Regions from separate parts of the Homo sapiens genome. Here region 1 is linked to region 2. The links are chromatin contacts, found by Hi-C or POLR2A ChIA-PET in ENCODE. All regions are on one chromosome and are shown on one strand. The core of a region is the stretch at or near the end of the contact, and the rest is flanking DNA. Distances in the headings are between cores, read along the strand shown. Region 1 has its middle 28 kb from the start of MYO1B. Region 2 has its middle 19 kb from the start of STAT4.

Region 1 (3,085 bases), core at 482-2,981, 47 kb after region 2:
TTGTGAAAATGCAGGTGGAATACAATAAATGTCAGGTTAATTTAAGCCATCTTTGGAGAGTCAATACTCTTCTCACTTCCCAAAATCATTATTTAATTGAGCAATTTCTTTAGTTCAAACCAGACTGGTTGTTGAACAAACTGTCTTACAGACTAGGAAACCCAGTCGCTAGGAGATAAAATGTCTAGGATAAATTAGCATCATTCAGCAGTAGTGGGATTCAAACAGGCCCCAGTGGTTCTGCATATCATCACTTGGCTGTAGGCCTCTTAGACTATTTAATTCCATTAAACTAACATTTATTTAGTGCCTATTATGTAAAAGTTCTGTACTCAGCACCCTGATAATGCCACAATGCTTTCCTAAGGGACTGGGCAATTTGGGGAAATGTCAAACAGTTTATAACAGGGTCCTCTATCTATTCATCTCCCCCAAAGCTGAACTGATTGGAAAAAGGAGGGAGGGTGTGGGTCACTGTGATCAGAGAACTTGATGGTTGTGACTCCGTTGTCCCATTCTCCCCCGTGGAAATTTTCAAAAACTTGGGGTGGGGAGCCTAGTGAAGAAAGGGATTTGGTGGTTTGAAGGATTTTAAAAAATGAGATCTTAGCATCTATTATTTGATCCTAGATCTATGACCTAATCCTAACAAGACATAATGCATTCGGGATTTAGTGGCCACTTTTATGGGTTGGCACATATTTCTTCTGCATCCCTATTCACCCAGCCATTAATTTTATTTTAATATATACTTGTACTCTGGCATTTTCTCCTCTGAATATTTTATTTGTATTTTAAAATTTTTTAACCTCCCGATGATTGATGGGGAGGAGGGGAAGGACAAGACACGAAGCAGACAGATAAGCTGACAAAAATGACAAAAAAACCATTTTAATGTTTAAATCAGAACAGAAAGCTGTTTATGAGTTGTGATCTATTGTTTGGTACTGAAAAGTAACAGAGGCATAATTAAATCTTTTACCCAATGCTTTATCCAGAGAGATCTTTTCAGAAATTTGGGCAGTATTTATCTTATAAAAGCAACCCTGTTTTTTTTTTTTTATGGAAGTCATTTATATGACTTCTATGATTTATATGACTGGTCATTTATATGATTGTTTAGCTTAGTTTGGTTTTGAATTTTATTATAACCATGATATCTGGACCTAAGGTCCCAAATTGAACCTCTCAATATCCATGGCATTGCAAGCATGACTATGCATGCAGTGGGGAAAATAATATAATGTATTTGCATAGGTTTTTTTTTCCTTTTTAAAGCCCTTTCACATCTACTAGTACATGAAATTGTGCCACTTACTAAAATTCATTGTTAATTTCATTTTTCTAATGAATATTTGGCCACCATCCTGTAGACCAGGTTATAGATGCTTCACCTATTACCTGAGGGTTTTGTTTGTGTATTTGTTGAGCTAACTTTTTAACTAAAAATTTTAAGGTCAAAAAGTACATTTGGTGGTCTTTTTATTGGGAGCCCAGACTGTGAGAAACTCTTCTAGAGTCCTCTCTTAAAATCCAGATACTCTTTTGAAGGATTATGTAACTAAGTAATAGCTTAAAAGGTAATAGTTAATATCTTGGCATGTATTAGTTGGCAGTTGTTGAAAAGGAGAGGAATTTTAGGTGGTAAAGTAAATTACCTGGAAAGGGAGGATGCCTCTGGAGGAGGGGGAGCATTAACCACGACTACTAGGAACAAACTCCACCTCTCCAACTACAACTGTGACCTCATCTCTCACTAACCTTCCCCATAAAACTGCTTAGTCACCTCTGGTGGCAAATAAAATCTGTCTCTAGACTCTAAGTTATTTGGGGGGATGAACCCTTGTCCCTCACCATTGCTTTCCAGCCTGTCTTAGCATACAGTAGAGAATCAGGAAATATATGTAGAATAAATGAAAACTTTAATCCATAATTTGATGCCTAGTTGTAATATTTAAGCTTCTCTCTTGTGCTATCTTTGTTTTCAAAAGGAATAATGCTGGAGCATCCCAGAAATCGAAATGTTTATCTTTGTCTTAACCTCTAGAAAGGAATCCCATTTTTCTGTGGGATAATAAAAATAATAGACAACACTTACTGAATGCTTATTGTGTCCTGGGCACTGTCCCATCATTTTATACAGTCCCTCACTACCAGCCCATTTTACAAATAAAGAAAACATGGCAGATAATTTAAGTCTACTTGCTTATAAGTTTCCTCTCTTAGTGTTAAAAAAGACAAAGGTGCTGAATGGCGATGACAAAAAAAGTCCCTTCTATTTGTTTTTAATTAAACTTCATTGTAGACTCAACAAAAATTAAATGCAAACAGAAAGAGAAAAAAAGAGGAATTCATCCCTCAGAAGCCCATCACAGTGCCTAAGTTTATCAATGCATAACAGTCTATTTAGTTCATTCCTACGTGGATGTTTATGTTGGAGCTACATTCACAGTTAAATACGTCGTATTGTGGAGGAGTTAAGATAGCGCAAAACTATGTCCACCAGGTGGCACTCATCCCTCTAGATGAGGGGCAGAAGTTGAGGGGGAAACACTTCTGATTGTGTTGTCAGCACCCTTGGCAAAAAGATTCAAGTACTGACCTTTAGTTTCCTGGGCCTACAGCTTTTTATCCAGGGTGAGTTGAGGAGCTGTCAGACACCCACAAGTGCATCCTGCCTATTTTGCTATAAAGGAGAGGAAGTTCTCAGCTGCATAGCAGTACGGTGTAGTTGATGGATGTAGGGTTCTGTTTCAAATCCAAATTCAAATACAGGTTTCTTCAAATCCTAGGCCTACCAGTCACTAGTTGTATGACTTGGGCAAGTTACTTAACCTTTCTGTGCTCCAAGATCCTCATGTGTGAAATGGGGACAATCACTATACCTACTTCATTTTCAATTGCCTGGTTTAACAGTCCTCTCTGCTCACAGAGGGCCCAGATAAATGTTCTATGAAATGGAATTAATTATGTGACCCTTTAGTAGCTGGGCATTAAAATGCAATTAAAATTTTACTTGGCTCAGAATATATGATCAAAGAGATGAACTTGAGTTTCAGGCTTTTTTGTTGTTATTGTTTTTTTA
Region 2 (3,206 bases), core at 671-3,170:
CTGGTGTGATGGTGCTCACCTGTAATTCCAGCTACTGGGGAGGCTGAGGCAGGAGAATCGCTTGAACCTGGGAGGTGGAGGTTGCAGTGAGCCGAGATCATGCCACTGCACTACAGCCTGGGCAACAGAGTAAGGCTCCATCTCAAAAAAAAAATATATCATCTAGGATTTTGTGCCATTTTCTGTTCCTTAAAAAATTGAATTTCCAGGCATGAGCCTGTGAAGATTGTTTAATTCCTTTGAGAACCTGAGCCCATCATTCAAAGAACTGTCACTCAGTGACAGTATCATTTCTTCATTCTTTATTCATTCATTCACTCATTCACCAAATACATATCAAATGCCTTATTTTTGTAAGGTAATTTACTAGGAGTAAATAAAATAAAAATGATGGACATTAGTTTGTTATCTCCCGAGTCATAATAGAAGAGTTGAAAAACATTTTGATCATTATCTAATCACAACTGCCTTTTCTATTAAAAAAAATTATCAAAAGAATAACAGTTAAGATGTAACTAAGTCCCGACTACTTTGAAGATTTGGTATAAATTAGGAAAAAAATTCAAATAAAATTTAATGTTTTAAAACAGCCCTTTTACTAAAGACTTGGCTTCTTTTTTGGCTTTTTAAAAAACTTACAGTTGCAGCCTTGATTAAAGACCTCAGGTTTCCTAAAGTACTTTTAAACTCATTGCTTTATATAGTTTCAATATATTGCTGCTAATCAGTGCCCTGTTCTTACCAACTAAAGGTGCTATCTTTTATCTGCAACTTCGTTTGTGTCATGTCCAGAAGCAAAAGCAAACATAAAACAAAACATATGGAGGAAAAATGATTTCAGTCTTTTCACTGTTCACTTCTATTTTTTACTCTTCTTATAAATCAGTAAAATGTTACTCTTGAACTACCATCACACCCACTTACTGTGGTTTTCCATTGTTGTATAGGATTTTAAAAAATAACTCATTAAATAAGCTTCATTTGAAGATCTCTGACAAGCTTGCTTTTCACTTATGAACCTAATGTAAAACATCCAATTTAGATACATTTTAAGCAGTTACTAAATAATTCCCTTACAGCTATATAGGGGTGCCTATAAGATGAGTCAATGGGTGGTTTATTTAGTCATCTATTTATTCAGCAAGTTATAGAGTGCCAACATTGAACAATGAGCCATCATAGGTTAAAATCAGGTAAAATACCAGCTTGTGCAAGAGGTGTGCCTGCCATCACATTTGAACCCAATTGCTGGAAGAGACAAGTCACAGTATGGAACATAAATACCTCAATACAAGGTAATTTATGAATCATATTAGGTAATTTGAACAAACTAAGAAAGACTGAGTGAAGAAGATGGACCCTAAAAGAACGGTTAGGATTTTTGATAAGGACTAGAGGAATATATAAGTGAAGAGAAAGACATAAGTACGGGCTGAATAGGCAGGGAAACCCAGTGTGTATTCAGGGAAGGTCAAACAGAACATATTGGCAGGAGCAGAAGCTTCATACTGGAAAATAGAAGCAGGTAAAGCTGGTGATGCGTGGAAGTGCTGTGGTGTTTTAAATGCGAGGTGCCTGAGTTTGAAGTATTTCTACGATTCAATTGCCACTCCCTTGTCATTCTTAGCCACTCCAGCCTATCCTCAAGCTGCTGCCAACATGATTCCTCTAAAAGATAAAGTTAACACATAACTCCTCTGTTGAGGATTTCTCAGTGGATTTTAGAAGGGTATGGGTCCCTAAGCCCACTCAAGTATGGGGGTCTATGAGACTGTTCAGAACTGAGCACCAAGACACAGGTTCCCTCTGGCTGAGCTCAGCTTGGAGGGTCACCACTGGCCCTGCCTGGTCTCATAGGGAGCTGGATAAACAAGAGCCCTCTTTGATCCAAGCAATGGTCTCAGACAGAGGTGAAATTGCACCTGGCAACCCATTATGCGATGGCAAATAATGGCAAACAGGCTGAGAGATCTCTGGGTTCTGATTAAATTCCAGGACACTTACACAGTGGAATTTGATGTTACTGGCTTACTAAACTCAAACAAACTTTCAAATTCACTGTGTAAATGCATTTAATTTCAGCAAAACAGCATCCATTATCTTAAGTTTACATTCAAATATTATAGATTATATTTTTGTTTTAATTTTATTTTAAAAATTAGTGCTGTGTATGGTGGAAAGTAGGAATATAGATATAGATATCATACGGCATTATCTAATTTAGTTTTAAAATGATCCCTGCAGCGTAGTTATTATTATCCCATATTATAGATGAGGAAATTGAGGGTTAGAGGGTTCAATAACTTATGCAAATTCAAACAGCAATTAAGTAGCAAATTAGGGATTTTAAACCAGTTCTATTCAATGCCACTTCTTCTGCACATGCACATTCAGATGTCATCTTCAGAGACATCAAAGTAGAATTTGTAAATGACAGAAGCTGAGAAGTGCAAGGACCCAGACTCATCTACAATATCTACTTCCTGGCCGTGACTCATCAGAGGAAAACTACGAATTATGGTTTTACTAAATCAAGGAGTTATATTCGATGACTTTTCAAATCTTCTCTCATCCCCTTGAGTCTATGATCCCTTATCAAATTTCTACTGCTCCCTAAACATTTCAGATTTCAAGAGCTCAGTTGAATCAATGAGGAACTCTTACCCATATTGAAGGAAATGTCTTTTATAGTGATATGTTCCTGTTTCCCTAAAACACCACGAGCAAACTTCAAATACCATTCCAACTTTTGCCCTTTTTTTTTTGTCCACACCTCTTTCAAAAATAAGTAACAGCATTAACAAAAACCAACAAAATTTGGCCCTAGCCCATCTGAAGTATCAGCCAGATTTGCATTTAGTTCCCCAGACCAAAGTAGGAGAAGCAGTTAGCTGGTTACAAGCCCTTCACAGTGCTAAAGAACAATGAATGGAGGGCTTCAAAATCAAAACCATACGTTTGGTAGGAAACAGCTCCAACTGGTGCTTGATTACTAACTAGGCGTTCTGCTTCTAACATGATTAGGACAAACACAGAAAACCCTGTAGGGTTTGAACTGATGGACTGATGTTTCCCTCCCAGGAAGAAAAAGAGCAGTATCCAATGGCATTGAATCACTGTGATTCTGGATACCTTCAAAAGCCAGGGCTTTGAGGGGGTTCTCATTTCTATGCCACACAGTGAGCCCTTCTCTTTCTCAGGAATCC

What was found. Hi-C counts contacts between places; a loop is a spot of excess contacts on that map. ChIA-PET counts read pairs that join two places held with the same protein, here RNA polymerase II (POLR2A). Pooled maps may share reads with other maps.
Region 1: a loop to region 2 is called in a map of mammary epithelial cell, with 8 times the contacts of the local background. The contact joins two enhancer-like sites. A Hi-C loop is called at or near these places in 41 of 168 maps with a recorded cell type or tissue (B cell, CD8-positive, alpha-beta T cell, Caco-2 and 26 more), 19 of 37 single-sample maps with no recorded cell type and 33 of 50 pooled maps. POLR2A ChIA-PET finds 5 or more read pairs at or near these places in 15 of 52 experiments (A549, AG04449, AG04450 and 11 more).

What each region holds. Positions count from the first base shown.
Region 1 is chr2:191,215,985-191,219,069 of GRCh38, forward strand. No RefSeq gene overlaps it. Among named protein-coding and RNA genes, the nearest start is that of MYO1B, 28 kb to the right of the region's middle. Within about 2 kb of position 1,732, at least 7 of the 41 ENCODE cell types and tissues checked have a DNase peak (open chromatin) inside an H3K27ac peak, as active enhancers do; they include PC-3, PC-9 and mammary epithelial cell, where a contact is called at or near this core.
Region 2 is chr2:191,168,496-191,171,701 of GRCh38, forward strand. No RefSeq gene overlaps it. Among named protein-coding and RNA genes, the nearest start is that of STAT4, 19 kb to the left of the region's middle. Within about 2 kb of position 1,921, at least 4 of the 41 ENCODE cell types and tissues checked have a DNase peak (open chromatin) inside an H3K27ac peak, as active enhancers do; they include PC-3, PC-9 and mammary epithelial cell, where a contact is called at or near this core.